Linked DNA regions of Homo sapiens: region 2 is linked to region 1. Evidence: read pairs that join two places in POLR2A ChIA-PET (ENCODE). Cell type or tissue: PC-3. All regions are shown on one strand. Each heading gives the region's core, and the rest is flanking DNA. Links, peaks and the distances in the headings are about the cores only.

Region 1 (15,116 bases), core at 3,420-11,419:
TGAGCCACTGTACCCAGCTAAGAATGCATATTTTTAAGCCAGACTGCCTCAGATCAGATTCTAGATTTGCTATTTACTAGCCACATGGACTTGAACCAGTTACTTAACCTCTGCACATCCATTTCCTGAGCTGTTAAAATGAAGAACATATAGTATCTACTTCATAGGATTGTTGTGAAGATTAGATGAGTGTGTGTGTGTGTGTGTGTGTGTGTGTGAGTGTGTGTGTAGTGCTTAGGTTGGGCGTGGCAGACCATGCCTGTAATTGCAGTACTTTGGGAGGCCAAGGAAGAGGACTGCTTGAGCCCAGGAGTTCACGACTAGCCTAGGCAACTCCAGCAGACCCCGTCTCTACAAATAAAATTTTAAAAAATTAGCCAGGCGTAGTGGCATGCACCTGTAGTCCCAGCTACTTGCAAGGCTGAGGCAGGAGAATCACTTGAGTCCAGGAGGTCAAGGCTGCAGTGAGCCGTGATTGCCCCCACAACACTCCAGCCTGGGGGACAGAATAATGAGACTCTGTCTCAAAAAAAAAAAAAAAGTGCTTAGAACTGGCCTGGTACTAGTAAGTACCCAATGAATGTATGATAGCTATTATTATTATTATTATTATTATTATTATTATTATCCTTTACCAAATCTTGTGGATGAATTCTTCATACACAGGCTGACATCTGTTTTATTTTTCTTATGTTCCATGATAAGCTCATCCTAAATAGAATATTAAGAAATATTAAGAAAACGTCTACATACACCAAGACTGGGTGACAATGATTGTGTTAGGAGGGTCTGGAGGGCACAGATCTGACACACTACCTAGTGACAACATTGAGTTATGTGCAGCTTAGTTATGTGTGATATGTGTGATTCTGTGTTGCTGATGGTGGTGTCTAGAGAACATTGGATGCAAATGACTGTGGGAGGGACACATTCTGGATGAAAATGGGCTCAGGGCTAAACTGGGGTCAAATAGTTTGGGGATAACACTGGGTTGTGTGTGAAAGTATGTTGAGAAAGCATTTGAGTGAAATAGTGTTGTGGGTAAGACCAGGCCTGGATAAAACAAAGTTTTTGTGACAATGGTGTTGGGCAGTGGGTGCTGGCAACTGTTTAACTATTGCCTCTTCAAGAAAAACAAGACATTGATTTGCAACGTTTCCAAATTCCAGGGTGTAAATAGTCCCATCATGGTGATGTCAAGCCCCAAACATGATGTCATGATGAGCCACCTAAGAAGGTTCAAAGAAAAAGGAGAAGAGAGTCTGGAATTGAGTTTTGAACACTCCAACATTTCCAGGCTTGGCAGAAGAGAAGTCAGCAAAGGAGACAGAAGGTGCTGCCAGAGGAGGAAGAGGAGAATCAGCAGAGTGTGCTGTCCAAAGTGCCAGGGAAGAGGGTTTCAGGCGGAGGAGGAAGTGTCAAGAAAGTTGAACGTTTCTGAGAGATTGGTAGATTAGCTCCCAGGGCAGTCCCGCAGCACGAGGTCACCTGTAATCCTCCCGGATCAGACACGGTGCCAACCCAGGTGCACCCACAACCCTTGCATGGCAGCATCTGTCATCCTGGTCACTCAACTGCCTTCTGTCCTTCTGGTAAGAACATCCCGCCCCTGTGGAAAACAGCCTGTCCTTCCTCCAGGCAGGTGGCTCCAATCTCAATCATGGCACCTCGAGAAACTACGGGTGATCATGGCCAAGCTCAGCCAAGGCAGAGCCATTCTTCAGGATTTATAAGTGCAGTGCTCCACCGAAACAGGGAAACACTGCTCTCTTTTCCTCTGATACCATTAAACTGACATGACATCAGACTGAAGTGGCCTTTGGCAATGGAAAAAGCCTGTCTGAAGTAGAAGCCGAAATGAGAAAGGAAAACCTGGATGTGTCCCTCCATCTGGGTCTACTCTTGTTTTCTCCAGCTCTGAACCAATAAACAGCACTGGCATTTTGAACACTTTACAAGTATCGGCTCAGTATTCCCAACAACCTTAGATGGGTATTACCCAGGTACCCCATGTTAGAGATGAGGAAATTTGCCCATGGCTGCAGAGTGCAAGAGCTGAGATTTCACCCTAGGTAGTTGGCTTCAGAGTCCACAGTTCATTAGGCCAGATGGTTCTTTCTTCTTGGGGAGTTTCCAGTGCATTGCGGGATAGTGAACAGCATCCCTGACCTCTGCCCCCCTAGATGCTGTTGGCACCCCTGTCTTCAGGTGTTACAAGTAAAAATGCCTCCAGACACAGCCACACATTCCAGGGTGGGTGGACAGCCACTGCTACTGTTCTGCTGCCTTCCGGTTCTTTTCGAATTGCTGTCACTGAGTCACCCAGATGACTCTGCATTTGCCACAGTTCAGGCTCACCTAATCTGTGTGTCAACTACAAATAACCCCATGTCCCTCAAACCCTGAGTCACCCCCAATACATTGCCACCTGGACCCTGTGTTATCGAAAACCCCACGCCAGCTACAAATCTGTGTCCCCAAGACTTTCTGTCAACCACAGTCCGGTCATTGAGACTTGTGTGACCCATTACCCAGTGGTGTCCCTGCCTTCTGCCAACAACCACAGCTTCCCAGAGTCAGGGTCACAGAGCTGTTCACAGCACAGAAGGCATACATGGAGAGAGGGATAGAAGGAAACCCAGGTGCACATATTCAAAGGCAGGAAGAGCCAGAGAAACCCACAAAAGCAGAAATACACAGAGAACAGGCCACAGCTGGTTACACAGAATGGGTCACTGGCACCTACCAAGGCCCCTGGCAGAGCCCAGTGTCTTTAGCCCCTCCCCCACCTCTGGATTAGCCCTGGGGGCAGGCAGGAAAGCTAGGTTCTGAGGGTAAGGAGCTTAGACCCAACGTGACAGCTAATCACCCACATAAATCCTCTGTCTAGGTCACAAAGCCCTGAGTGGCCTCGCCCCCACCGCACCGTAGTCGCTCCTCCCTCCACGGACTCAGGTGGACACCCCAGCCTCAGTATCTCACCAAGCCCACACCCAGGTGGGCAGAGGGAAGAGTTCAGACTGTCTCCACTCCCTCTCGCTCTCCTGCTAGAATGCGCTAGGAGGGTGTTGGTAGGGGCTAGGGGCCCAAGGACAGAGAGCTTGGGTTTCCCAACAGATCAGCCCAGGAAGGATCTGGCTGAGACCAGAGAAACGCTTTTTCCTGAATCAAGAGACCTGCTAGGAGCAACAGCCCCTCCTCTCTGGACACTGTGATCTGCAGGGCCCTGAGGGTTACCAGGACGAGAGTGTCAACCTGTTTTGGGGCAATAAAAGGCTGTGAAGGAGCCCCACACCTCTCCCAACCTGGCCTGGCATGGTTGCCATGGGGATGCCCCAGTTGCTCCAGAGGTGGCTTCTGGTCCCGGAAGCGGGGATGGCAGAGACAGCCAATCATCGCACCGAGGCGGGTGGGGGTGAAAGGTCAGTGCTGCCTGGGAACATTCCCGACCATAGCTAGGGGCTGACAGCCCAGAGTTTTCCCCCATGCCTGCTTCTCCCAGTTCACACCCCCATCTCCACCACTCCCTTCCCCTCCAGCTCCCATTTCCTCTGCTGCTCCCTCTAAAGGGATGGTCTCAGAGTCTGACTCTGCTGCTAGTTAAGTGACTCAAGCGTGGGGTTCTGGTGTCAGGGCTGACCAGCAGGTCAGACATGTAGACAGGTGAAGAGCTCACACATGTTGCCTCAAGTAAGGGCTCAGGGAGGTTCCAGTGAGGAAAATGGGTATGAAGACTCAGTATTAAGGTTCTGGAAAAAAATCAGGCAAGACACCAGTGTAAGGGTTCACGTTTGGGGCACACATGCCCTGAACACAGCACGGGGCCTCAGGGGACTCAAGGGTAAGGGCCCAATGTGAGGGCTCAGCTGGGGCTCAGTTTTAAGGGTGGGGGATCTGTGCTGGTGTGGTAATTTGTTACTAACCCTTTAGTGGTAATTTGTTACTAAGAACAATTGTTAAAGTACTAAACTTTAGATGAACAATTTTTTAAATGTATAAATTTAAAGGGATTTAAGCTCACCTTTAATTTTTATCTATACATTAAAGAGGATTTAAAATCGGTTACATTCCCACAGGTTTCCCCTAATCTCTCTGAGGTTGGGTTTTCTTATCTATAAAATGGGAATAATAACAGTATCTAGCTCACAGGGTCATTGTGAGGATTAAATGAGAAAATGAATGTAAAGTTCTTAACACAGAAAGTGTGCAAAAATAATAGCATTTTTACAAATGTTCTTAGAGGACCAGGCACAGTGGCTCACACCTATAATCCCAGTACTTTGGGAGGCCAAGGTGGGTGGATCACTTGAGTCTAGGAGTTCGAGACCAGCCTGGGCAACACAGTGAGACCCCTGTCTCTCCAAAATAAAACAAAAAACAGTTCGTTTTTAGCACCTGCCAGTCATGGTGGCACGTGCTACTCAGGAGGCTGAGGTGGGAGGATCACTTGAGTCTGGGTGGTCGAGGCAGCAGTGAGCTGTGATCACACCACTGCACTCCAGCCTGGGTGACAGAGCGAGACCATCTCTAAATAAATAAATAAATAAATAGTGTGCTTGGAAATGGAAGAGAGAGAATTAAGCAAGATCACCAGAAATTGCTTCAAACCCATGGCGGGCCAGCTGGTGTCACACGTCCTGGAGGCAGTAACTACGAAGGGATCCATTTTTCTCCCCCATCGAGGGAGAAAACCAGGGGCCGTGTGGGCAGAAGGTGACAACACGCACCTTCCACGAGGGAGAGAGATGCTGCCAACCACGTTGGGAACATGCTAAAAATCAGTAGCTCATATGCACTAGAATGTAGCGGTAAAATAAACTTATTCTTTAATAGTACATTCATATGAACAAAGGTTTAGGGCAAAAAATTTCAGGTTTTTTTTTTTTTTTTGAGACAGAGTCTCAAAAAAATTGAGGTTCTTAATTTAAAAAATTGGGTTCTTAATTAAAAAATTAAGAACCTAAAGAGTTTTTAAGTGGTTTTATCTCATGATCTTCAATGTATTCAAAATTAAAACTGAAAGTTAAAACATATATTAATTCAAAATAACAATACTTTTGTTATATTTTCACTGAAAATATACTTATATCTATGAAAGACAGCTGTATATTTTCTTTTTTTTGAGACCCAGTTTTGCTCTTGTCACCCAGGCTGGAGTGCAATGGCATGATCTCGGCTCACTGCAACTTCCACCTCCTGGGTTCAAGTGATTCTCCTGTCTCAGCCTCCTGAGTAGCTGGGATGACAGGTGCCCGCCACCATGCCTGGCTAATTTTTGCATTTTTAGTAGAGACGGGGTTTCACCATGTTGGCCAGGCTGGTCTAGAACTCCTGATCTCAGGTGATCCACCCGTCTCTACCTCCCAAAGTGCTGGGATTACAGGCGTGAGACACTACGCCCAGCCAGAGAGCTGTATATTTTCTAAAACAAAAATGTTAGTGAGAACAGTGGCATCGTTTTACACTTTTGCAAATCTCTTTACTGTCTGGCTTGTAGAAGACAGCTAGATTCTCAGCTGCTTCTGCATTCAATCTGTTGCAATGGGTTGCTTTGGTTAAAATATGTGATGAAAACTGAGCTTCATAAAGTATGTAGTTGGGAAAGAGAGAAGTATTTTAATAGCCTTTTCAGTAAATTCTTCTTTCTTCCATACCAAAACTCGAGGTGGTAGTTTCTTAAAAGTTAGTTACTACGTGAACGTTTCATACTCTGTTAACGTTACACTCCACTGGTCTGTCTTGCACTTTGAATAGCTCTTTTACTCATGCATGATTTTGTAACATCATGTATTGGTCATTTGGAAAATATTGGTTCACTGAGTTATGCAGATCTCCCAAATGTTGACACATTTCATTATACAATATTTTTTAAAGAGCACACTCATTAATGCTATCACTGGTCTCATTAGAATTGAAAGCTTTCAAACTCACTGTAAGTAGATATAAGTTTTTCAAATCCTAATTTTCACTTGAAGACGCTAATTTTTTCACTGGCAACAAACACTAATTTTTTTTCCCTTGAATTGATAGGCTCACTTGATTCACCTTTGAGAAAAAGTATGCCAAAGACCCAAGTCTGATAACTATAGTTTGTCATTTGTTCTTTTAAGTAAAACTGGTGTTTGGTGCATTCAGTTCACAATTCAATTGCGTAAGTGCTTTTCCTTGAGATAAGCATACTTCCCATTTTGTCACACAAAATATTTCAAAGACATATATTCAAGGGTTAAGACAATAAAGTTAATAATGTTACTGCTTCTTTTAGACAATATAAAATAATCAGTACAGTGTAGTATTGGCATAAAGACATATAGATCAAAAGATGCTCAGTATCTTTTATTTATTTTATTTTTTTTGAGACGGAGTTTCACTCTTGTTGTCCAGGTTGGAGTGCAATGGCTCAATCTCAGCTCACTGCAATTCCTGCCTCCCAGGTTCAAGCGATTCTCCTGCCTCAGCCTCCCGAGTAGCTGGGATTACAGGCATGCGCCACCATGCCCAGCTAATTTTGTATTTTTAGTAGAGATGGGGTTTCTCCATGTTGTTCAGGCTGGTCTCGAACTCCCGAGCTCAGGTGATCCACCCATCTCAGCCTCCCAAAGTGCTGGGATTACAGTTGTGAGCCACTGCGCCTGGTCGACGCTCAGTATCTTACAGGCATGAATCCAAAATAGATGTGTACATACATGGTCCACTGATTTCTTTTTGCATTTTTTTGTAGAGATGGAGTCTTGCCATGTTGCCCAGGCTGGTCTCAAACTACTGGCCCCAAGTGATCCTCCTGCCTCAGCCTCTCATAGTGTGGGGATTAACAGGCATGAGCCACCACCTCCATCTTCATGATCCATTGACTGTTGACAAAGATCGCAAGTTAATTCAATAGAAAAAGGACAGTATTTTCAACAAATAGTGCTGGAACAATTGGAAATCCATAATCAAAACAGACACAAAGACAAACAAAGCTCAACTCCTTCCTTTGCACAATTTAATAAAGCAAAATGGATCATAGAACTAAAGTAATAGCTACAGTTATAAAACTTCTAGACAAAAACATAGAGTGAATCTTTGAGGGCCCTGAGTTGGGTAAATATTTTCTTAGATAGGACTCAAAATGTACAAACTATAAAAGAAAAAATAATTGATTTTCATCAAAATGAAAAACTTCTATTCTTTGAAAGGCACTGTTAAGAAAATGAAAAGATAAGAAACAGACTGTGAAAATATTTGTGCTCTTACAACTCAGTGACAATAATGCAAACTCATTTTTAAAATGGTCAAAAAGGCCAGTCGTGGTGATTCATGCCTACAATCCCAGCACTTTGGGAGGTGGGAGGATCGCTTGAGCCCAGGAGTTCAAGACCTGCCTGGATAACATAGTGAGACCTTGTCTCTATAAAAAATAAACAAATTAGCCAGGCATGGTGGTGTAGGCCTGTAGTCCCAACTACTCAGGAGGCTAAGGTGGGAGGATGGCTTGAACCCAGGAGGTCAAGGCTGCAGTGAGCCTCATGCCACTGCACTCCATCCTAAAGGACAGAGTGAGACCCTGTCTCAAAAAGAATTTTAATTAAAAAAAAAAACAGTCAAAAGATTTGAATGAATACTTCACTAGGGAAGATACATGAATGGCAAAAAGTCCATGAAAAGATGCTCAAATCATTAATCATCAGGAAATTGCATATTAAAACCACAATAAGATACCACAGTACACTTATTACCATTGCTAAAGTTTAAAAGGTTGATAATGCCAAATGTTGGTGAGAATGTAGAGCAACTAGAAGTCTCAAAATTGCTGATCAGAATGCAAAATAGTACAGCCACTTTGGGAAACTGGAAATTTCTTATAAAAGTACCTGTCATATGCTCCAACAATCCCACTCCAAAGTATTAATTCAAGAGAGATGACAATATGCGTCCACACAGAGATCTGCACATGAATGTGCATACCAATTTTATTCATAATACCAAGAAACGGAAAACAGCCTAAATGTCCATCAACATGTAAATATTTAAGCAAATTATCTATCTGTATGATGAAATACCAATCCATAATAAAAATAAAATAACTACTGATACATGAAACCACAAAACAATAATTTTACTGCTTCACAAGGACAGAAAACCAAACACTGCATGTTCTCACTCATAGGTGGGAACTGAACAATGAGAACACTTGGACACAGGGAGGGGAACATCACACACTGGGGCCTGTCGTGGGGTGGGAAACTGGAGGAGGGATTGCATTAGAAGAAATACTCAATGTAAATGACGAGTTAATGGGTGCAGCAAACAAACATGGTACATGTATACCTATGTAACAAACCTGCATGTTGTGCACATGTACCCTAGAACTTAAAGTATAAAACAAACAAACAAAAAACAGATGCCTTTAAAAAAATAATAATAATAATAATTGTACTGCTTCACCAAGGACTTTTAAAGCAAAATTGAGGCTGGGCATGGTAGCTCACTCCTGTAATCCCAGCACTTTGGGAGTTCCAGGTGGGTGGATCACTTGAAGTCAGGAGTTCAAGACCAGCCTGGCCAACAGAGTGAAATCCTGTCTCTACTAAAAATACAAAAATTAGCCAGGCGTGGTGGTGTGCCCCTGTAATCTCAGCTACTTGGGAGGCTGAGGCAGGAGAATCACATGAACCCGGGAAGTGGAGGTTGCAGTGAGCTTAGATCGTGTCACTGCACTCAAGCCTGGGTGATGAAGTGAGACTCCATCCCAAAAATAAAAATAAATAAATAAATAAATAAGGCAAAACTGGCCCTTTTTTCCCTCCTATTGTTACTAGTCATGCACCATGGTGGAGAAGAATACAAAGATTACTGGTACAGTTGGGTGCCATGCCTTGATTCATGCTTAGGTGCCAACAGTTTCACCCACCGTTGCTCTTACATCATGTGCAAATATCGATAAATTGAAAGTGGCAAATAACAATTTAGTATTGTTAGGAAAATAGCTTTTGCCTTGTGTATTCCCTGTAAGAGTCTTAAAGATTCCCAGGGATCTGCAATCAACACCCTGAGAACTGATGTTCAAATTAATTAGAATAGTCACATTGACTTTTTAAAAATGACACTTCTTTTTCGATATCACTCAAAGGCATGTAAAATGCTTTCACAAATATCCCATGGAAAAAAGGAAGACCAACTCCATCTGTGGTACTATTTGCTTTACTTCCTCGAAAAATAAAAGGGGGGTTGGGGGAAGGAGAACCCGAGTAGGCCCCTGGGAGCGTGTTTGGCATGTGAAGCCATCCATCATGCAGTCATGGTGAGCAGATGCAGGCCTGGGACCAAAAAGGCAAGTGGCGCTGGGAACTCAGGGCCCTTCGTCACCTTTCCCCACACAATCCCACTGGCTATACACCCCTCCACAATACAGTCATACCGACACACACACACACACACACACACACACACACAGAGTCAGGCCAGCCCCACACACCATGGCTAATCTCTCACAACAAGCCCAGCCATGGTTGCACTCACACAATCCAATCATACAGCCACAACAGAGCCACAAAAAAGCCAACACCCAACCTTATTGTGCTCAAAACCAGGTCACACTGCTCTATATTCACAGATGGAGAATCTCAATGGCCATACACTCAACTATAGATATACTCAAACTAGGAGAATGGCTCATAATGTAAAACATCTACTGGGCCCCGTGGCCATGCCAGCACATCCCCCCTAGTATATTGTGCATGGGGTGAAATAATAGCTTTTGGACACAGGCCAACCTGAATTCAAGTTCACGTTTTGGACACAGGCCAACCTGAATCCAAGTTCACGTTCTACCACTTATTAGTTCTATAACCTGCAGCAAATTAGTTAACCTGCCTGAGCTCTCATTCTAGAAAACACAGAAAATTCCTACTTTGAAAACTTGATGTGATGACACAAAATAATCAGACAAGGGGCAGCACCTTGTCTGGCCCAATGTGTGCTGGGGATGCAGCTGTAACTGCCATGTATGGCTTTTGTCACCAGAGGGCACCAGGGCCACAATGTGTCTGGGGAGATTGCTGGAAGAAAATATGCTGAAAAGGCCAGGATTCCTGGGGAGTTTCAGGGTGATTACAGACAGGGTAGGTGTGGGATGTGTGTGGGGCTGGGCAGCTTTTGGGAACCCCACCTAGGCCCCGGCCACACAAGTGGGCTGTTGGGTATGGTGGGCAGCTCCCAGGGAAGATCAGATCTAGGAAGGAGGATGGATGAGGGCTTTCTGTGAGCCAGGCCCTCTTCTGTGCCGATTTCACACACATTAAATCCTTTAATCCCCACAACAATACCGTGGTTGATAGTCACTGCTAATATTAATAGTATTCCTGGTGAGGAATATTGAGGAAGCTGAGGTCTGCTTACATAGCCATTAAGTGGAGACCTGGAATACAAATGCAGGCAGCCTGGCTTCAGAATCCATGGCCCTAACCACAGCTCCACACTGCCCCCAACAGTGACCCTGCATCTCCCCTTGCTGGGGTTCTGCCAGGACTCCCTGACCCTGGCTTTCTTCCCTGGAGTTCAGCCAGCCCCAGCTGGCCTTTCCCCTCTTCCGGCCTGCTCCCCACCTGCTCCCTGGGCCAGCCCATGGTAAGAGGCTTATCACATATGTGTGGGGGACAGATAAGGCAGGGCCCCACGCAGGGCTTATCCAGCCCTGCCATCCCTGCTGGGGAGCTACCAGCAGATGGAGCCCCGCCCGCGGTCTGGGGTCACTCCTTGTGATGCTGCCAGAGCTCTTTATGATGCCATAATTTGTAGTGACATCATTGCTGTGTCCCTCCTTTGAGTCTGAGAGGGTTACTCAGATAAGAGTTGGGGAAGTGGAGTCAGACAGGAGCCCTACTGAGGCTCCAAGTCAGTGGGCCGGGTTGGGCTGGACTGGAGGAGAGAGTGGTGCCAGAGGATCCTCCCCAGGGCAGATGGCTATTTTTGGTGTCGACTGCTCGGCTTATAGCCACCCCTCTTCCTGTCTTCCCAATCCAAAGAGGCTCTGGGTCCAGCAGGGGCAGGAGCAGTAGGAGAAATCTTTAGCCCTGCAGCAGGGCAGCTCTGGGGTCAGTCTCTAGCTCAGGAACCAGCCTGTTCCTCCCTACAGTGAGGCCTGACCCTCAGTACCTCGGGTCTGAGGGGAAGGGGGGCCTTACTTCCAATCCTTGAAATAGCAGTGAGGCAAAGAGAGATTATTAGGATGGCCAGACAGACGGACACAGCCAGACCCACCATAATAGTCACACACATTAACTTGCTGATGTGGGCTGCAGGCACAGCCTCACGCCAACACCATCACACTCACAGCCATTCATTCTCATAGCCATGCCCACAGCTACACGTGGGCCACAGATGGCTGAACCACACGGACATACCAGCACAGGCACAATGTCACCTGTCCCATCTGGGAGAACAGGAACCCCTTCTCTCTCACGGTTGTACTCCCAGAGAGGAGCTCAATTCCCAGCACATGGCAGATGCGCACTAATATTTGGTGAGTGAATAAATGGACATTCAGTGCCACAGGGCCTGTGACCAGGCTGGGCTGAGGCCAGAGGGAACGCCATCCCACCTGCAAGCCTGCTCGACCTCTCCAGACCCAGGATGGGAGCATCGAGGAAGAACTACAACTGCCAGCACCACCCCAGCCCCAACTTCAGTCATGGCCACTCCTCAGATAATAGGTCACTGAAGGGACCTCGGTTATGTAGGGACCCTGGTTATGCAGGGACCCCACTCCCTCCCTCCAGGTGCAGTGAATTGGAACACTGGCACTCTGAAAATGGAATGTTATGAACATTGGGTGCTCTGGATGTTGGGTACCCCAGGCCCCCTGGAATTTGGCACTGGGGGCTCTGGGTTTTGGGTCCTCTACAGTGTTGGGTGCTCTGGCACCCTTGACATTGGGAATTCAGGACTTTGGGAGCTCAAAGCGATTGAGGAGTCTGGGTGTTGAAAGCTCTGGAGATTGGGGCTGCCCCTTGGACAACGCCAAAGTCAATACTTCCTGTCTATATGCCTGATTTTACCTGGAGCCACTGAGGTCCAGCCCGGAACCCCTGTTCTGAACCCCATGATTGGCTTATGCTGCCCCAAGGCTGGGGTGGCAGGGCTGGGGTGGCGGGGTTTCAGGGGTAGAGAAACCACAACAGGATGGCCTAAGGGGTACCTGGAGCCCCAGAGACAGCTCTCAGGTCTGAAACCAATCTAACCTGCTCCTCTGCATTGGGACAGGGCAGTGGAGGTGCCAGGCACTGACCACTGGGCTCCAGGTTCAAGAAAGGAAGAATCTGAGAGCAGAGCCCAGGCAGGCACCTCCCAGTAATGCTTCCTGGCTACTGAGGCTGGGGTTCTAAGGAGGTGGAGACCCCTGGCCAGGCCTGGCTTCAACTACAGGCAATGTCCACCCTCCCCCACCTTCTCAGCAGGCCCCCAGCACCACTCCATCAAGGTGCCCAGTGCTGCCAGCTCCTGCAGTGACCACCAGAAGTGGCCCAAGTCTGGCATTATTCATATTCCTACTAGACACACACCTAAGCTGACTATGTGCATCTCGAAACAGAGGCCTTGATCCTGCAGGCTGATGACACCACTCGAGGAAACCAGCCAGCCCTGGGGGCTCTGACGCTGGATGCAGCCCTCCCAGGAAATAGCTCCACTGGCTGCAGTAACTGGAGGCTCCTGAGCCACATTTCAGCCTGCAGTGGGTGGTGGGTGGGCCCCAGCCCAACTGCTGCCCTGCCCCAGGAAGAAGCAGGCCCGTCAAAATGTCTGACCCCGTCCGTCCCCCATCCCCTCCCCTGCCCCAGTCTGTCCTCAGTCCTGATCCCCCTGCCCGCCCCACAGTGGCCCAGGCTGGCCATGCCCTTCCCACCCTGCAGGCCAGCTGCTCAGAGCCAGGGGCTCACAGCCAGGGACGGAGGCTATCCCAGCTCCCACCCGGGCTGGGCCCAAACCTGCCTCCTTTGGGCCTCATTCTGATTGGAAAAAAACAGCCTCTCTAGTCCCTGTCTCAGGAAGATGACTTTTCAAACCAGAATCTTTCTCACAAGTGTCTCCTCAGGACACAGCTGTGTGGTTTCCTGAAGCTCTTTCTGGTTCAAGGTGGGTAAAACACACATATCCATGAATCTGTTTCTATGTATACAAATAGACTTTGAGCTATGCCAGTGTTAGTCTAATAAAGCCCTCTGGCCAACATCCCCAATCTCCCTAAACACTCCAAGGAAAATTTTCTCTTCACCCCACGTCCCTGTCCCTAGGTTAGTCCCCAAGCCTTCCTCTTTCTGACGGAGCCTCAGAGGGCTGGCCCCTGAGCACCCATCCTCCTCTCTTCTAACAGCCCAGGCCCCAAGCCCCTAGGCCTGAGGGCATCCTGGAAGTCTGGCTTGCAGCACCCTACACCTGCCTCCCTTCATATGGATTCCCTGAGCCATGAAAACTCTCGGAATCTTCACTGAGTGTTCTTAGCGCTCAGTGCCCTCTTCTAGGCCTGTCCCCACCCCAGCCTACTGCTGGAAGGGAGAAGGAGGGAGGCCTTTTCCCCTTCATACTCTTCCTTGTCCGCCTTCCTCTACTTGGGGGCCTCTTCGACATCCTCCATCTGCCTTCCCTGGGGTGGTATCCCTTTTGATGAGCCCCAGCGAGGAGGCAAGGAGGAAGATCCTAAAAAAAACTTATGGAGGAAGTTACGTCCTGGCAGGAGAGATATAGAGGGCTTGGACCCCATCTGCCCAGTCCCAGGAATTGAGCACACACATAACTACACAGACCTGCTGCAGTGCACACAATCAGTCTTCCACAGATGTACCTACACAAATACACAATCGGGGCTCAGGTGTCTGGGGGCACAGACACAACAGGTTGCCTAGATCCAGGTGTGTGTGCACACAACTCACGCAAGAAACACCTGCACTTGGCTTGTAGGAGACTAAAAATCCCAAACATGCTATACCTACTAGGTTTGGGGACAAAGTAAAAGTGAAAATAATCTCGCTGATAAGACTAAGGTGTCTTCCCAGATCTGATCAGGAGTCCAATGTGAATAGGAGACAACAGAGAGCTGTCTTTGTACTTTGGCTCTGAGGAAGGTTTGTGGAATGGACCGCGTGTGGCCTGAGAGAGCTCGCATTTCAGGGAATGCCTGGGCTTGATGCCTGTTATCTTGTTCAGTGCCTCTGATAAATTAATAAACTGGAATCTCACTCAACAATTGGTTTCACGTGAGTTTGGCATGTGTGCACTCGCTTCTTGGAGGCTGACTGTCCCAAGGAAAAAAATTAAACTGTTTCCTGGCCAGAAAATGGTGAGGACTCAGGGTCCAAAGTAGAAATTGCCTCTGTGGGCTGGGCCCCTTCCCTGAGCAGATGCCCTACTCAGGTTGGGGCAAAAACCAGTTCCTCTGACAGAACTAACTGGCCACTCTCCATGAAAGGTGGTGGCTCTCACAAGGTATGCAAATGTGGGAGGCTCATTCCAAATGCCAGCCACCACTCCCCAGAGGCAGCCTGGAGCAATGGGCTTTATATACACACACATGCATTTCCTTAGCCCCTTCTCTCTGTTTCACAGAGGAGGAAACCGAGGCTCACCATGCTCCTTTTGGCAAAGACTCTTTTTTAGCTGAGATTGTAACCCAGGTCTGTCTCACCATGGAAGGAGGAGGGATCCCAGGTTGGTGTCTGCAGCCCCTGTAACACCACCTCAAAAGTAGAGCTGACCAAGCCGGTGGTCCAGGAGGGAAATTTGAGAAAGGGCTACCCCGAGCCCTCCAGTTCCAAGGAGTAGGACCTAGGCCTTACCCAGCAATGCCCACAGTCTCTAGCGGCTCTGCTCCAAAGGGAATGGAATTTGCTCTGACTTCTCTCTAGGGGAAACGCAGGCGCAGAAGGCCAGGGGCCTGGAGGGCTAACTCCAGCCTCAGCCCCCCATAGTGCCCCAGGCCTTCTGGCTTCATTCCAGCCTAGCCCGAAGGGGCCCACATCTGCTTGCTCAAGGGCCCCAGCTGGAGGGCAGCGAGGCAGGGGCGGAGAAGGGGACTCCTTTGTGGCGCTCACTCCCAGGGGTTCGTGGGGATCAATCATCTGAAAGCTGGAGAGACTTGTAAT
Region 2 (15,116 bases), core at 3,687-11,686, 490 kb before region 1:
GGCAAAAGAGGTCAATCAAGAATTTTACAAAGAATCAGATTTGCATTTTAGAAAGACCTTGCTGCATCATTAGTGTGGAGCATAGATTGGGGGAGAGGTACAGGTTAGAGGAAGCAAAGAGTAGGATGGGAATCAGAAAATTCTGGAACAGTGTTGGATTAATACAGATGAAAAATGATAAGGTATTGGATTCAGAAATGAGAGATTTTGGGGAGAGCTTAGTAAACACTACTCATCCTTTAAGACTGACTTTAGTGTTACCTTTTCTGTGAAATCATTTCCACACTCTCCAGGTTGGCTCACTAGTTCCTGTTGGCTCCTGTAATGTCCTTCCATACTCTCCTCTCTGCAGACACTCATTACATTGCATTATGATGATTAGCCTGAGCTCCTTGACGGTGGGCTCCAGGCTACGTGAATCCTTGTGTCTTGCTCTCTCATATGGTGCATGGCACGTAGAGTGGCTCAATGGTATTTATTCACATTTTGAATGAAAACAAAAGAATAAAAGGAGGGAAGACAGAACTATAAGTAGAAAGCTCGGGCATTTGGGGGCAAGTGAAAGAAGAGGAGTCACCCAAGGAGACTGAGATGGGATGCTCAGAGAGTCAGGAAAGACCTGGGAGAGTGACATCAGGGCTCACGGCGAACCATAGGAATAGAACTTTATTTATTTATTTATTTATTTAGAGATGGAGTCTCACTCTGTCACCCAGGCTAGAGTGCAGTGGTGCGATCTTGGCTCACTGCAACCTTCGCATCCCGGGTTCAAGTGATTCTCCTGCCTCAGCCTCCTGAATAGTTGGGATTACAGGTGCCCACAACCATGCCTGGCTAATTTTTGTATTTTTAGTAGAGACGGGGTTTCGCCATGTTGGTCAGGCTGGTCTCCAACTCCTGAGCTCAGGTGATCCGCCCACCTGGGCCTCTCAAAGTGCTGGGATTATAGGCATGATCCACCGCGCCCAGCCTTTTTTTTTTTTTTTTTTTTCCCTAGATGGAGTCTCACTCTGTCGCCCAGGCTGGAGTGTAGTGGCATGATCTCAGCTCACTGCAGCCTCCACCTCCCGGGTTTAAGTCATTCTCCTGCCTCAGCCTCCCGAGTAGCTGGGATGACAGGTGCCTGCCACCACGCCCAGCTAATTTTTGTAGTTTTGGTACAGATGGGGTTTCACCATGTTGGCCAGGCTGGTCTTGAACTCCTGACCTCAGGTGATCCACCTGTGTCGGCCTCCCAAAGAGCTGGGATTACAGGCATGAGCCACTGCGCTTGGCCAGAATAGAGCTTTTTAAGAGGGCAATGATTTTTGGTGCCAAATGCAAAAGTGAAATTAAGACAGACAAAGACAGAAACATGTCCACAGAATTTGGCAATTCCGAGGTTGTTACTGCTGTTTGAGAGAGCAGTTTACTTGCAGTAGCGAGGGCAGAAGCCATACCAGCCAGCTCACTTCTAGATGAGATGTGAGAAAGTGTAGACCAATCTTTCAAGAAATGCAACTAAGAAGAAAATGACAAAAACAAGAGTAGCTTAAGGGGAAATACAGGATCAAGGGGATCGTTTCAAGAAGGGGCAGGGATTAAAAAAACATTTATAGGGTAAATCAGACGGAAAAGACATGACAAGAGAGAAAATACTGGAGAAAGGTAAGTAGATACAGAGCTGGCTGAATAACCACACCCAAAGAATATTGATGAGAGTTTGAAAACAAGGTCTCCAGTGACATATGACCAGATTTGTCCTTTGTCCTGTACAGCATTTTTATCAACAACTTGAAGGCATGAACAGCATGACTAACACATTTATAGTCAGATAAGTCTAGGGACAGCCAACAAGATGAAGTACAGGATCAGTATTCAAAAATCACTTCTGCAAGTAGGCATACAGGTGAGATTTAACAGACGAAAGTAACTATTCTGCATGTAGGCTAAAAATAGAATTTCTGGAAGTATAGGTTTGAGAAGCTACGCCTTGAGAAGGTTCATGGGAAGAAGATCCAGGAATTCTGGTTGAGTTTACATTTGCCAAAAGACTTCTGAAGACTCCAGCCACATTGGCAGAGGCGCAGTGCACAGAACAAAGGCGGGCTGGTCACACCACAAACACAGTGGGAACATTCTGCACTTTTCTGGGCTTCGTACCATTCAGGTGATAGGTGACTAGGGCGAGGTGGGTCAGGATGGAAAGATGTCTTGGAACCCTGACTTGTGATCATTGGTTGGGGAAGTTGGGGAAAGAATTTGAGAAATGCGACAGGAATTCTTAAGTATTTGCCAGTTTATCATATAGTAAAGAGAATAGACTCCCTCTGAAGAGATTCAAAGGACAGAACTTTACTCCTAGGGTAACGAAAGGCAAATTTTGGCTCAATATGAGGCAAGAAGTCTATGGATCCCCCTCTATGCATGGGTTTAGGGTCCCTAAAATGGAATATAAAATGTTATGTAAACGTTAATATACATTTTTTTTTGTAGAAGGTGTTCATGGCTTTCAATACATTCTGAAAGGAGTCTGTGACACACACACACACATTAAGAACCACAGAAAAAGGGAGAATTTTCTTTCAATTATGGTAATTGGAATGGAACTATGGCTTCCAGAAGGAGCAGGATTCCCATCACTGGATATGTTCAAACAGGGGCAGAAAGACCTAGTGAACTCTATCAAGTTTAGAGGTCTGATACAAGAAGGGGTTGGTTGTAGACCACGCAAAGAAAGGTGTTTGTGTGTGTGTGTGTATGCAGGGGGTAGAAGAGGGGCAGAGAGAAAGAAGAAGGCAAGACAGAGGTAGTGAGATAAACACTGTCATGGGCCGTTTCCATCATGTACTCACAAGAGCATAATAAAGCCCTTGTAATATACTAGAACTTGTGTGGTCCCGGGGCCTAATTTGCATACTAATTACTGAGTGCAAATGGGACCGAGGGGTAGGGAGGGAGGGTGGGGGAGGCATGCAGGGAGCGAGGGGCCTGGACTGTTTGCTCTGCCATTTCATATCATGCTAACAAGCTAATCCGGCGTGCAGTTAGCTCCTGATATATAACTGCTCATTAGTATTATAATAAAGTACATGAAACAACCATAAAACGTTATATACTGCACAAGTGTTGTTTTCTTGCCAATTATCTGCAGGCGGATTTATCACCACAGTTGTTTCGAATTCCCCTTGGTGAGGTTTGGGCGGAATAAAGAAAGGTGTTGGTGGCGGCAGCAGCAGAGGGGGGCCTTTTCGAGGGGCAGACCATGTGTTTTCTTAAGTAGCACTTACTGATGCGCCATTTCATGAGAGTGAAGCAAAGAGATCCGTCCTTCCCCAGCTCCGCAGCCCCAGAGGAAAGCGACAAGGGTGAGAGCTGAGAAAGGCTGCAGGCCCATGTTCCAGGGCCCTGGGGACACAGGGCCCACAGCCTGCTGGACAGCCCAGAACCTCCAAGTATAAAGGCCTGTATCAATCCCACGGACTGTTTAATGAGGTCTTGTAAATCTGCACCACTTGCTGCTCTCCAGGCTTCCAAGCTTGCTGTTCAGGTAGCCCAGTTCAAAGCAATGTTTCACCCCCACTGCCTTATTCCTAAAGCACTTACTGAATGAGCTCTAGTGAAGGCAGCCTTGTTCTGAGAAGATGTTCTGGAGATGCGTCGTTCTTGCAAAGAGTTCGTTTCTGCCTCTGGGCTCTCAAGGGACTCTCACAACACAGCCACCCACTCAGTGTTCTGGGAGGAGTATGGAGGGAAGCTCTGACTTTCCCAGACAGCCTGTAGGGCCCAAGTCACACCTCCTAAGGTCACCCTACTCCATCATCACCAGCGAATGCAGGAAGGCCCTGGAATTGGGAAGTAGAGAAGACCCCTTTCTCAGTTTTACTCTATTAGATTAGAAAAGAGCACCCTTGCTTAATAGCGAGTTGGGATGAGGTTTCAGGGCCCTGTTACACTTCATCCTTTCTCACCGCTCCCCAGGCTGAAGGAAAATTTGCAGAGTTCTCATATATTCTAGGAAGGCCTCTTGAACTGCCTGGACCCACAGCACGTAGCCAGCTCCCAGCAGCCTCACTGTTGGGAATGGGCCACAGGTTTGAAGAAGCCAATTCTTCAAAGGTCTGCTCGCTGACCAGAAGTCCCAGCCAGGCCCCATACAATCTCCCAGACCTCTACTAAGTAGACATCAGCTTCAGTAGTCACCCAGGAGCTGCGCAGAAGGATGGCGGGTCAGTCCCACTTTGCCTGTGCTGTGCTGGTGTATCGAAGGACTGATGTGGGTATTAGGAAATACACATTAACTTCAAAGACTAACATGAACAGCCACATTTCCTTTAGAGATCCATAGTGGATGTGCTAATTCACAAACTAAATTCAAATTGTGAACACATCTGGCCTGGGCTCTGGGCTCCTCTCAAAGAACCCTAATAGTAAACAAGGCAAGGAACATCAGTGGGAGTTCTCACAAATTTCTCAGAAGAAGCTGCCTCCTGGCCGGGCACGGTGGCTCATGCCTGTAATCGCAGCACTTTGGGAGGCCAAGGTGGGCGGATCACAAGGTCAGGAGTTCGAGACCAGCCTGGCCAATATGGTGAAACCCCGTTTCTACTAAAAATACAAAAATCAGCTGGGCATGGTGACATGTGCCTATAATCCCAGCCACTTGGGAGGGTGAGACAGGAGAATCGCTGAACCCAGGGAGGCAGAGGTTGCGGTGAGCTGAAATCGTGCCACTGCACTCCAGCCTGGGTGACCGAGTGAGACTCTGTCTCAAAAAAAAAAAAAAAAAAAAAAAGAAGAAGCTGCCTCCTGAAGCCCCTCCTCACACAGAAGGAAATGTAATGAAGTTGTTCCCCCAGTTCCCAGCCCCTACCCCCGATGAAGCCAGAAAGCTTTACTCCTCCTACGGAGATTAGCAGTAACTTGCTCCCTGGTCACAACGAGTCTGGACAACTCAATAGCTCCCCCTTTCCCGCTCTAAATAGCATCTCCACTTGAAGAGCTTAAAAACATTTAGTAAATTTCTGTTCCAGGTATGTTCTTTGTTGTTTTAGTTCTCTCCAATCTTTAAATGTCTGTCCGTATCAGATAACAAATGACTAGAGACGTAATGATTTGACTATTTTCTAATGGGTGTGCTTTGATGTATCACAGACTTGAGGTTAACGAACTGGAGGATCACCTTTCTCTTCCATATACAATTCTAGGTTTCATAATTCGGCTATTATGATGGCAACCATGATGATGATGATGGCAGTGATGATAAAGGAATGACCACCTCATTCTGATACTTGATAATCCCCAAATCTAAGGAAAGAACAATGGGCTGAAAGGCCATTAACATCTCCAAACCAGATTAAATGCCAATGCTTTGTCAAAGTCCAGCAGTGAAGAAGTGATATTTGGTATTTAGATGCAATCGTAATTTGAATTGACTAAAGAATCAAGTTCAGGGAGAAGGGAGGGATAGCATTAGGAGATATACCTAATGCTAAATGACGAGTTAACGGGTGCAGCACACCAACATGGCACATGTATACATATGTAACAAACCTGCACACTGTGCGCATGTACCCTAAAACTTAAAGTATAATAATAATAAAATTAAAAATAATAATAATAATAGAAATGTAAAAAAAAAATCAAGCTCAGGCCAGGTGCAATGGCTCACACCTGTAATCCCAACACTTTGGGAGGCTGAGGCGGGAGGATTGCTTGAGCGCAGGAGTTCGAGACCAGCCTGGCCAACATAGCGAAACCCAACCTCCATGCACAAAAAGTAAACAAAATTAGCCAAGCATGGTGGCACATACCTGTAATCCCAGCTACTCAGTTGGCTAAGGCACAAGAATCACTTGGACCCGGGAGGCCAAGGTATAGTAAGTTGAGATTGTGCCACTGCACTCTAGCCTGGGCAACAGAGCAAGAGTCTGTCTCAATAAAAATAATCAAGTTCAGACTCTTCAGCTGATCTTCCATGAAGTGGCACCCACCTCCTTCTTCGGGCTCATCTCCTAGGCCCTACCTCTATGTCCTTGCAATGCTGACTTGGGTCAAATTCCCCCTAAAAATGGATGCTTTCTTTTACCTCTCTGCTTTTGCTCATTCTGATCCCTCTACTTAGAATGCTTATCCACTTTTTTCCAGTGCCAACTCCTCCTAACTTGGGTCAGGTGCTATCTCCTGCAGAAGCCTTTTCTGACAGTCCATCCCTTGTCTGATCTAGGTGACCCTTCATGTGCTGGAAGCACCCTGTACTTCTATCTCATGTCAATCAATAGCTTTTGAACCTCTTCAGGGCAGGTGTCTTATTCTTTGTGGTCCCTGCAACTCAGTATGAAGTACTGGCCGAAAGCAAGTACTTAATACATGTTTCTATCTATTCCATAGTTTGGGAGAACCAACCTGGACTAAAACTTTATTTCTTTTTCTTTTATTTTTTCTGAGACGGGGTCTCACTCTGTTGCCCAGGCTGGAGTTCAGTGGTGCCATCAGGGCTCACTGCAGCCCTCCTAGGCTCAAGCAATCCTCCTGCCTCAGCCTCCCAAGTAGCTAGGACTACAGGCATGCACCACTATGCTCAGCTCATTTTTCTGATATTTTTTAGAGATGAGGTCTCACTATGTTGCCCAGGCTGATCTCAAACTCCTGGGCTCAAGTGACCCTCCCACTTTGGTCTCCCAAAGTGCTGGGATTACAGGCGTGAGCCACCATGCCCAGCCTGGACTTAAAGCTTTAAACTCACACCAGTATGCTGACCTAGAGCCTTCAGCAGACTTTCGTTTACTCTCCCCTTTAGGACTCAAAGCTGGGCAGTTCTTTCCAAGACCAAAGAGAGGGGGCAAACCCTCATGTCTGTGACATTGGAAGTCCACCATTTTATTGCCATCTATTTCCTCCTTCCTTTTAGTCTGGTCTTTAAAGGTGCAAGCAGGGACTGACCAGGTCCAGGGACTCAGTGGCTCAATCCTACAGAGCAACGCAGCTGCACCGACTTCCCCTAGGGAGCTGGAGCTCCCCTCTTCCTCCCCTGCTGTGACAAGAAGGTCTTCAGGGGCAGGACCATTCAGCAGAAAGCCTCAGTATACCCTTCTGCTTTGAGCTGTTCCCATTTGCAGGAGACACAGGTGGATAGCAAATAGATGACTGGTGTTTTTCATAAGATTGCTGTGGGGCTTAACGGAGATAATGAAGGCAATGCTCCTATCACTGCATCAGTCATACAACAAGCACTCAAGTCCTACTGTTCTGCTCCTCCTTCCCCTTTGAAAGGCACACTGTTATAATTCAAACAAAACAGAACAAAGCAAGGCTTTGAAGTCATAAAACAATTCGGCCTCTTATAAGCTATTCAACTTTGCAAAAGTTGCTTCCCTTTCTTAACTTCAGCTTTCCCACCTGCAAAATGAGCTCATAATGCTCACCCACAGTTTTAATAAGGAATAAACCACGTGATAAAAGATGCCAAAATACACATATGTCTGAAGTGTCCACCTCTGGTATATAGTGGGGACTCAATAAATAGTAGAAGTAAGGATAACAATAAATGTAAGAGTCTGAATTTCTATCTAAAAAAACAGCATAAGGACAGGATGAAAGAGACATGACTCAGCAATGAGACAAGGTAGGGGTTTTAGTTGATAAGGTCAGTATGAGTCAGCAGCTAATGTGACTTCCAGCCGCATTCATAAAGTGGTGACAGGCTCACCCTGCTGTGTCCTGGTTTGGCCACCTTGGACAGGGCAGGTCTGGGCACCATTCTTTGTGAGCTCAAAATAATAATAAATGTATGTGAAGGCCCGTTGTAAACCATAAAGAGCGTACATATGTAAAACATCATTATGAATCATCAGCAGTAGAGTATTAATTGAGAGAGAGGTCATCTGCACTGACTTTAGAGGGATAAAGCAGTACAGTAGAAGGGGGAGTGAGACTCAGCACCTTAGAAAAAAGGGGGGCAGAAAGAGGAGGCTTAGAGAGGGGTGACACAGGCAGAGGAAGCTGATTCTTGTATGTCCCCTATGAGCCAAACCAAGAACAGTTGGTGAAAGTTAAAGCTAGTTTAGGCTCATTTTAAGAAAGTATTTTCTAACAATCAGAGTACTGCTTTGAAGAATAATGAGCTCCCCCTCATAAGAGGTATTCAAGCAGTGATTGGATGATAATTGGTCCTAATGGAGGGAATTCAAACATGGAAGAAGAGACCAGATCATCTTGAAGGGCTCTTCTGACCCCAAAGTGTCATGGCTTTGGGGGCTGTCTTTCTCCTGTTCTCTCTCATCACAGGGGAAGGGAAAAGTCAGAAATCTTCAATTTAATAACTGATCTGATATTCCTCAAACACCCACTACCTGCCAGGCATTGTGCTAGCTGCTGAGAAAATAAGCAAAAATAAGGAAAAGACTTTGGCCTCTGTGCTCTTACAGTCTAATGGGGTTAACTGGCAAAGAGCTTTGGACACACATCAGAGAGAGCAACTAAATGCTTGGAACGGAGTGAGTCCACCAGGGAGATGATACTGGAGCTGAGTTTTGAATAAATAATCTTCCTAGATGGAAAAGGGAAATAACAGGACAACAGGTAGAAAGGACAAGACCTGCAAAGCCATGGAATCATGGAAAAGCAGACAAAGTTTAGGGGAAGATGAGCTGCATGAGAAATGGGACAGAAGAAATAGTTTGGGCTGGATTGTGAAGCACTTAGTGAAACTTCTGGAGGACCCCGGATTTACCTTGAGGATTACAGGAAGCAAGGGAGGAATCTACAAAGAGCAGCCCAGTCACACCTGTGTTTTAAAAGGGTTTGGATCATAATTCTGAAAGACACAATCCTGAATGCCATAATTCTAAATGTTGACATCCCAAAAGATCAAAATCCCTAAACGTAAATCTCTAATGTCCAAAATCTCCAAGATCACAATCACAGGTTAGTTTTCTTTCATTATTTTATTTTATTTTATTATTTATTTAAGACGGAGTCTCACCCTGTCACCCAGGCTGGAGTGCAATGGCGCAATCTCGGCTCACTGCAACCTCTGCCTCCTGGGTTCAAATGATTCTCCTGCCTCAGCTTCCCAAATAGCTGGGATTACAGGAGTGCACCACCATGCCTGGCTAATTTTGTATTTTTAGTAGAGACAGGGTTTTACCACGTTGGTCAGGCTGGTCTTGAACTCCTGACCTCATGATCTGCCCACCTAGACTCCCAAAGTGCTGGGATTACAGGAGTGAGCCACTGTGCGTGACCAGTTCTTTCACTATTTTAAATTGTCAGCATTATTTGCTATAATTTGCTGTGCTACGTATTTCATCTTTGCATCATTTCCAATACTGGAGGTATAAATTGTGTAGAGACTTTTAAGAGAGTTGTAATTCTTTTTATGCTTTTTTTTTTTTTTTTGCAGATTTGACTCCATGAAAGTGCATTATCACAATGTTGATTTTGTGTATCAGCATTGCGCATCTACGTAAAAATGTTGAAACTTCCTCAGTAAATGACGAGATGTCCTTTTTGTACATCTGCATTTGTGAAAGACAAAATTTCTTGAGATCTCTGCTCTTTGGGTGACTGCATATGTGGTGGTGACCCACAGTGGTAACCCATTGTAGTTTTTGCTCCATCTTGTCAAAAGACTTAGGTTGTTCATCATGGTATTTCAGATAACCACAATTATAAAGCTGATGGCACACAATTACCAACTATAGTGAAATGTGTTTATACATTTCCCTCTTTGACCTATTTCTTTATGAATATGGTTCGTCTGATCATAAATGCTATACTCATGCAACTTTTGTTAGTATACCTAAACGTTTATACTCACAAAAAAAGTATGTTGTTGCTTATTTTTTATTATTTAATTTTAATTTTTTTTTTTTTGAGATAAGAGTCTCACTCTGTCACCCAGGCTGGAGTGCAGTGGCACGATCTTGGCTTACTGCAACCTCCACCTCCCTGGTTCAAGCGATTCTCCTGCCTCAGCCTCCCAAATAGCTGGGAGTAGAGGCGCCCACCACCATGCCCTGCTAATTTTTTTTGTATTTTTAGTAGAGATGGGGTTTTGCCATATTGCCAAGGCTGATCTCGAACTCCTGAGCTCAGGCAATCCGCCCACCTTGGCCTCCCAAAATGCTGGGATTATAGCACTATTACCAGCCTATTGTTGCTTATTTTATTGTGTAAAGTGGCCTATGAAGTGTTCTGTCGTGCTTTTATGTTTTTCAAATAAATCTCCTTTTTAAAATATAAATAAATATCTGGCCAGGCATGGTGGCTCACGCCTGTAATCCCAGCACTTTGGGAGGCCCAGGCAGGTGGATTACTTGAGGCCAGGAGTTCGAGACCAGCCTGGACAACATAGTGAGACTCCATCTCTACTAGAAAATACAAAAAGTAACTGGGTGTGGTGGCACTTGCCTGTAGTTCCAGCTACTCGAGTGGCTGAGGCAGGAGAATCACTGGAACCTGGGAGGTGGAGGCTGCAGTGAGCCAGGATCGTGCCACTGCAGCACTCCATCCTGGGTGACATAGCGAGACTCTGTCTAAAAATATGTGTGTGTGTGTGTTTGTGTGTGTGTGTGTGTGTAATTCCTTTTTTTTTTCCCATGCATAGTTTTACTTAACATTATTTTAGGATCTCTGCTGAAATATTCTTCAAATATATGTTTTTAAATGGCTGAACAATATTTTATCATATGATTATACTATAACTTATTTAACCATTTTATTGTTGTGGAACATTAGGTTGTTCTCAGATTTTCTCTGCTATAAATAATACTGAAATGATGATCCTTATGCATAAATCTTTGACCACATATCTAATTATTTTCTTAGAATAAATTCCAAGAAGGGAATTACTAAAATAAAGGATATGAATATTTTAAGGATTTTGCTACACATTACAAAATTGCTTCTAGAAAGGTTATACAAATGTATGCTTTTACCAATAGTATATAAGAATGTCTGCCTAACTCTACCCTTATTAGCATTGAACTTTATAATTTTAAAAGTTGCCAATTCTGGCCAAACGTGGTGGCTCATGCCTGTAATCCCAGCACTTTGGGAGGCTGAGGTGGGTGGATCGCCTGAGGTCAGGAGTTAAAGACCAGCCTGACAAGCATGGTGAAACCCCATCTCTACTAAAAATACAAAATTAGCCAGGTGTGGTGGCACATGCCTGTAATCCCAGCTACTTGGGAGGCTGAGGCAGGAGAATCACTTAAACCTGGGAGGTGGAGGTTGCAGTAAGCCAAAATTGTGCCATTGCACTCCAGCTTGGGCAATAGAGTGAGATTCTGTCTCAAAAAAAAAAAAAAAAAAGTTGCCAATTTGCAGGGCCGGGCGCAGTGGCTTACGCCTGTAATCCCAGCACTTTGGGAGGCCGAGGTGTGTGGATCACAAGGTCAAGAGATTGAGACCATCCTGGCTAACACGGTGAAACCCCATCTCTACTAAAAATACAAAAAATTAGCCAGGTGTGGCAGCGTGTGCCTGTAGTCCCAGCTGCTGGGGAGGCTGAGGCAGGAGAATGGCATGAACCTGGGAGACGGAGCTTGCAGTGAGCCGAGATAGCGCCACTGGACTCCAGCCTGGGTGACAGAGTGAGACTCCGTCTCAAAAAAAAAAAAAAGTTGCCAATTTGTATCGGCAAAATATCACCTCATTTAATTTACATGAACTATATTAATATGAAGGTTCATATTTCTTTTATTAACTGGTTGTTCATTACTTAGTCCATTTTATATTGAGCTATTAGTGCTTTTTATTGATTTGTAAGCACTCTTTACATATTACGGACATCAAATGTTCTGCTATACTTACTGCAAATCTTTGTTTTTCAGGTGGCATTTGCCTTTTATTTTTGTTTATGGTGGGGCTTTTGTTGTTGTATAGTAATTTAGAATTTTTGGTGACTTCATTGCATTCACACTATGAAAGTTCTTTCCAGATACATAGCTATGATTTTTACCCTTTGCATTTAACTTTTTTTTTTTTTTTTTTTTTTTTTTGGGATGGAGTCTTGCTCTGTCACCCAGGCTGGAGTGCAGTGGTGCAATCTCGGCTCGCTGCAATCTTCATCTCCCAAGTCAAAGAGATTCTCCTGCCTCAGCCTCTCAAGTAGCTGGGACTACAGGTGCCTGCCACCATGCCTGGCTAATTTTTGTATTTTTAGTAAAGTCGGGGTTTCACCACGTTGGCCAGGCTGGTCTCGAACTCCTGCCCTCAGATGATCTGCCCATCTCAGCCTCCCAAAGTGCTGGGATTACAGGTGTGAGCCACCGCACCCAGCCCTGCATTTAAATTTTTAATTCATCTATTTAATGCATTACTTAAAAAAAAAATAAGACAGGGTCTCGTTATGTTTTCTGGGCTGGTCTTGAACTCCTGGACTTAAGCGATTCTCTCATCTCCGCATCTCGAGTGGCTGAGATTACAGGTGTACATCATAGTGCCTGGCTTAATTCATTAATTCTGATATAAGGTACAAGGCAAGGAACTCACTTCTCTCCTACTTCCCAAGTTTTACTTATTTACTCCCTCCCTCCCTTCCTTCCTTCCTTCCTTTCCTCCTTCCTTTGGTGAAAGAGGACAGATAACGGGGAAAGAAAAAGGGAAGACTCTAGGTCAAACTAGGTTTCTGCTTGTGTGGTTAGATGGTGCTGATGGATCATTTAAGTTGCAGGCTTGGAAGAATATAATGATGTCAGTATTGAATATGTTGAGTCTGGAGGTGCTCTGCAAGGATTCAAGGAGAGATAGTGAGTTGGCAGCTGGAATATGGGCATGAAGCTCAGGAGAGAGGTTGAGGCTGAAGTTGCAGCCATGGTATTCATCAGTGTTTAGGTGGCAGGTGAAACTACAGGCATGATGAGCTCACCCCGGGAAGATGCGTAAGTAAGGAGAGAAGTGAAGCAGTGTACTCTGGGAAGCAGCGATACTGAAGGGGCACATCAAGCAGAAGCTGGGGAAGGAGAATGAGCAGGAGTAGAAGTAGATAAGATCCAAAGAGATGAGTCAGAGAAGCTAAGGGAAGAGCGGCTTTGAAGAAAGAAGAGGTGATCAGAATGTCAGTGAAGAAGTGGGATAGAGCTCATTGAGTGAATGGGCTGACTGAATGGGAGGTGGGGAAGTGGAGGCAATGTGAGTGAGATGTCTTTTGAACAAGTTTATCAGTAAAGGGAAAGAGGAAGAGGGGAGAGTAATGTGCTTGGAAGTTAAGATTAAAAGAAGATTTAAAGGGGAGATTTGAGGGTGTGTGAAGGCAGAGAGAAAGGCATTGGTAGGAAGAGGGATATTTAAAATGTGAGAGAAGAGATGGTGGTGCCAGATTGAAGGAGGAGGAGTGATGGGCCCAGGTGGAAGGATGAGTACTGAGTTAGGACACAAGTACTGGATAGTACTGAGTTAGGACAAAAGTGCTGAGTAGTACTGAGTCAGGACACAAGTACTGAGTAGTACTGAGTTAGGGGACAATTCAGTGAAGATGGCCTCCAGGGTGAGGCCAAGGTTAGGGAGGGAGAAAAGTTGTGGCTGTTTGGCCTTTATTCTCTCTGAAAAGCAGGAAATGAAGTCATCTACAGAGAATGAGGTAAACAGAGGCAGTGAAGAGAAATATTTTGAGAGAGGGAAGGGTTTACAACAACTGCTGTGGGAAATGGGAAGTCATTCTGGGACAAGTACGCAGACTGTTGAGACTTAGTCAGGGTCTGCTAGTGGTGACACCAGTTGAAATGGTTATGCGCTTTTCTCCCCGGAGCATCACAGGCCGGAAATAGAGGAGAAAGTAAATGCTTTCATGGATTTGGGATTTGAGGTAGGCAAACAGGTGGGACAGAAAGGCAAAAGGGTGAGGAAATGGCACGAAGAAATTCTTTAAAGATGTTGATCAAAGGGTCAAGGTCGGGCAGGAAAGAAAGTGAAGCTAGGAGGGGAATGGTGGGCTTGTTAAATTAGGAATGGTCCAGGGACTGAAGGTCTAACGGAGGTCAAAAACAGATTCAGTGGGAGTGAGGAAGGAGAACGGACATAAGGACAGCAGACGCAGCTTACAAAATGGGATTCAGAGTTCATTATTTTTGAGACGAAGAAATTGTGGGAGATGGTCAGACTGAGGGCGGGGCTGTGTTTCCATGGAATCTGCTGTAGGAGTGCAGGATGCTGCAGCAGAGGATCCCAGGATGTGGACAGTCCATGTGGGTGCTGAAATTCACAGGAGGAACGCAGAATAGGGGTGAGCAGGGAGATACTGAGTGCCAACGTTCCTGCTGAATAGAGGGGAGATGTCATCAGCAGATGACAGTGACAAGTAAGTAGAGAGGATCGAATGGCCTCAAAAGAGCAGGGATGTTTGTATGAGGGTGAAGGAACACATGTGGACAGTGGTATCAGCAAAAGTCACTTGCTACAGTAGTAGGGGGGTAAACAGGCACCTGGCACAGTTAGGCAGACCAAAGCGGGGCAGCAGTTTCAAGGTTCTGTTATTTTTTGTGTGTGTTTGTTGGTTGGTTCATTCAACCATTCATTCAAAAAGGATTTGATGAGATGCGTCTGCTGAGCCCTGAGCGCTGTGCTAGGCGTGCAGGACGCTGCCTCTTCCACAGGAATGCACACCAGCCAGCAGCCTTTCCCCGTTTTGCCAAAGGTGGCCCCCCTCTCGCTCAGCAAGCCCCCCACACCAAAGTCCTGGCACCAAAGCCAGGCAGGCCCTGACACGGCTGGTGACCAGTAGGGGATCTTCTTGTTACAGCTTTTTCCCCAGAGATAAATAGGCCACAGTAAAAAAGATTGCTACATCCTTTCAATAAAGATTTTTTTTCTTTTCCAGACAGCTTGAGAAATGTTTTAAAAGCTTCTCACATTTCCAGTGAAACCCACAGAGAAGAATTTTGCTTGTTATCAGCCCTGGAAGCCTCTGATAGACGGGTGACATTTTTTTTCTTTTTCTTTCTCTTTTTCTCTTTTCCTTTTTTTCACCAGCTGAAGAGAGAGTCACAGTGTGTTTTATAACTGGCTCTCTGCATTTCAAAAGCTCAACGAGAGCTCTCTGCTAACCCCGATAAGCCTTGGGCTCTTAGCGTCTTAAATACCTCTGACAAGCTATACATTACAGCGCTAATAATTTGCCAAATTTGCGCCCATAA

Evidence for each region. Peaks named below come from ENCODE experiments on the same cell type or tissue, not always from the same donor. Only the 100,000 strongest peaks of a DNase experiment are listed, where the experiment ranks them.
Region 2: POLR2A ChIA-PET joins it to region 1 with 11 read pairs; 2 of 35 experiments call an interaction of 5 or more read pairs at or near these places.

The regions. Positions count from the first base shown.
Region 1 is chr1:44,031,642-44,046,757 of GRCh38, reverse strand. It overlaps LOC107984948 (a long non-coding RNA gene), which reads right to left. Exons shown (of 2, transcript XR_007066054.1): 2 at 6,322-6,851. LOC124904168 (a long non-coding RNA gene) reads left to right here and starts at 10,984. Exons shown (of 4, transcript XR_007066055.1): 1 at 10,984-11,075; 2 at 11,333-11,503; 3 at 12,438-13,113; 4 at 14,031-14,215. It overlaps LOC124904169 (a long non-coding RNA gene), which reads left to right. Exons shown (of 3, transcript XR_007066056.1): 3 at 1,170-1,955. It also overlaps a transcript of KLF17 not described here. RefSeq lists a silencer at 4,523-4,696, a cis regulatory region at 10,629-10,646 and enhancers at 10,565-10,709, 9,093-12,047. In PC-3, for the core only: CTCF peaks have their summits at 9,789, 9,990 (motif pointing right) and 10,781; DNase peaks (open chromatin) are centred at 7,317 and 10,007; H3K27ac peaks cover 2,531 bases.
Region 2 is chr1:44,524,794-44,539,909 of GRCh38, reverse strand. The region is part of intron 2 of RNF220 (ring finger protein 220); the gene reads right to left. Among named protein-coding and RNA genes, the nearest start is that of MIR5584, 13 kb to the left of the region's middle. RefSeq lists an enhancer at 14,433-15,116. In PC-3, for the core only: no CTCF peak of the experiment used is centred there; a DNase peak (open chromatin) is centred at 7,659; H3K27ac peaks cover 1,775 bases.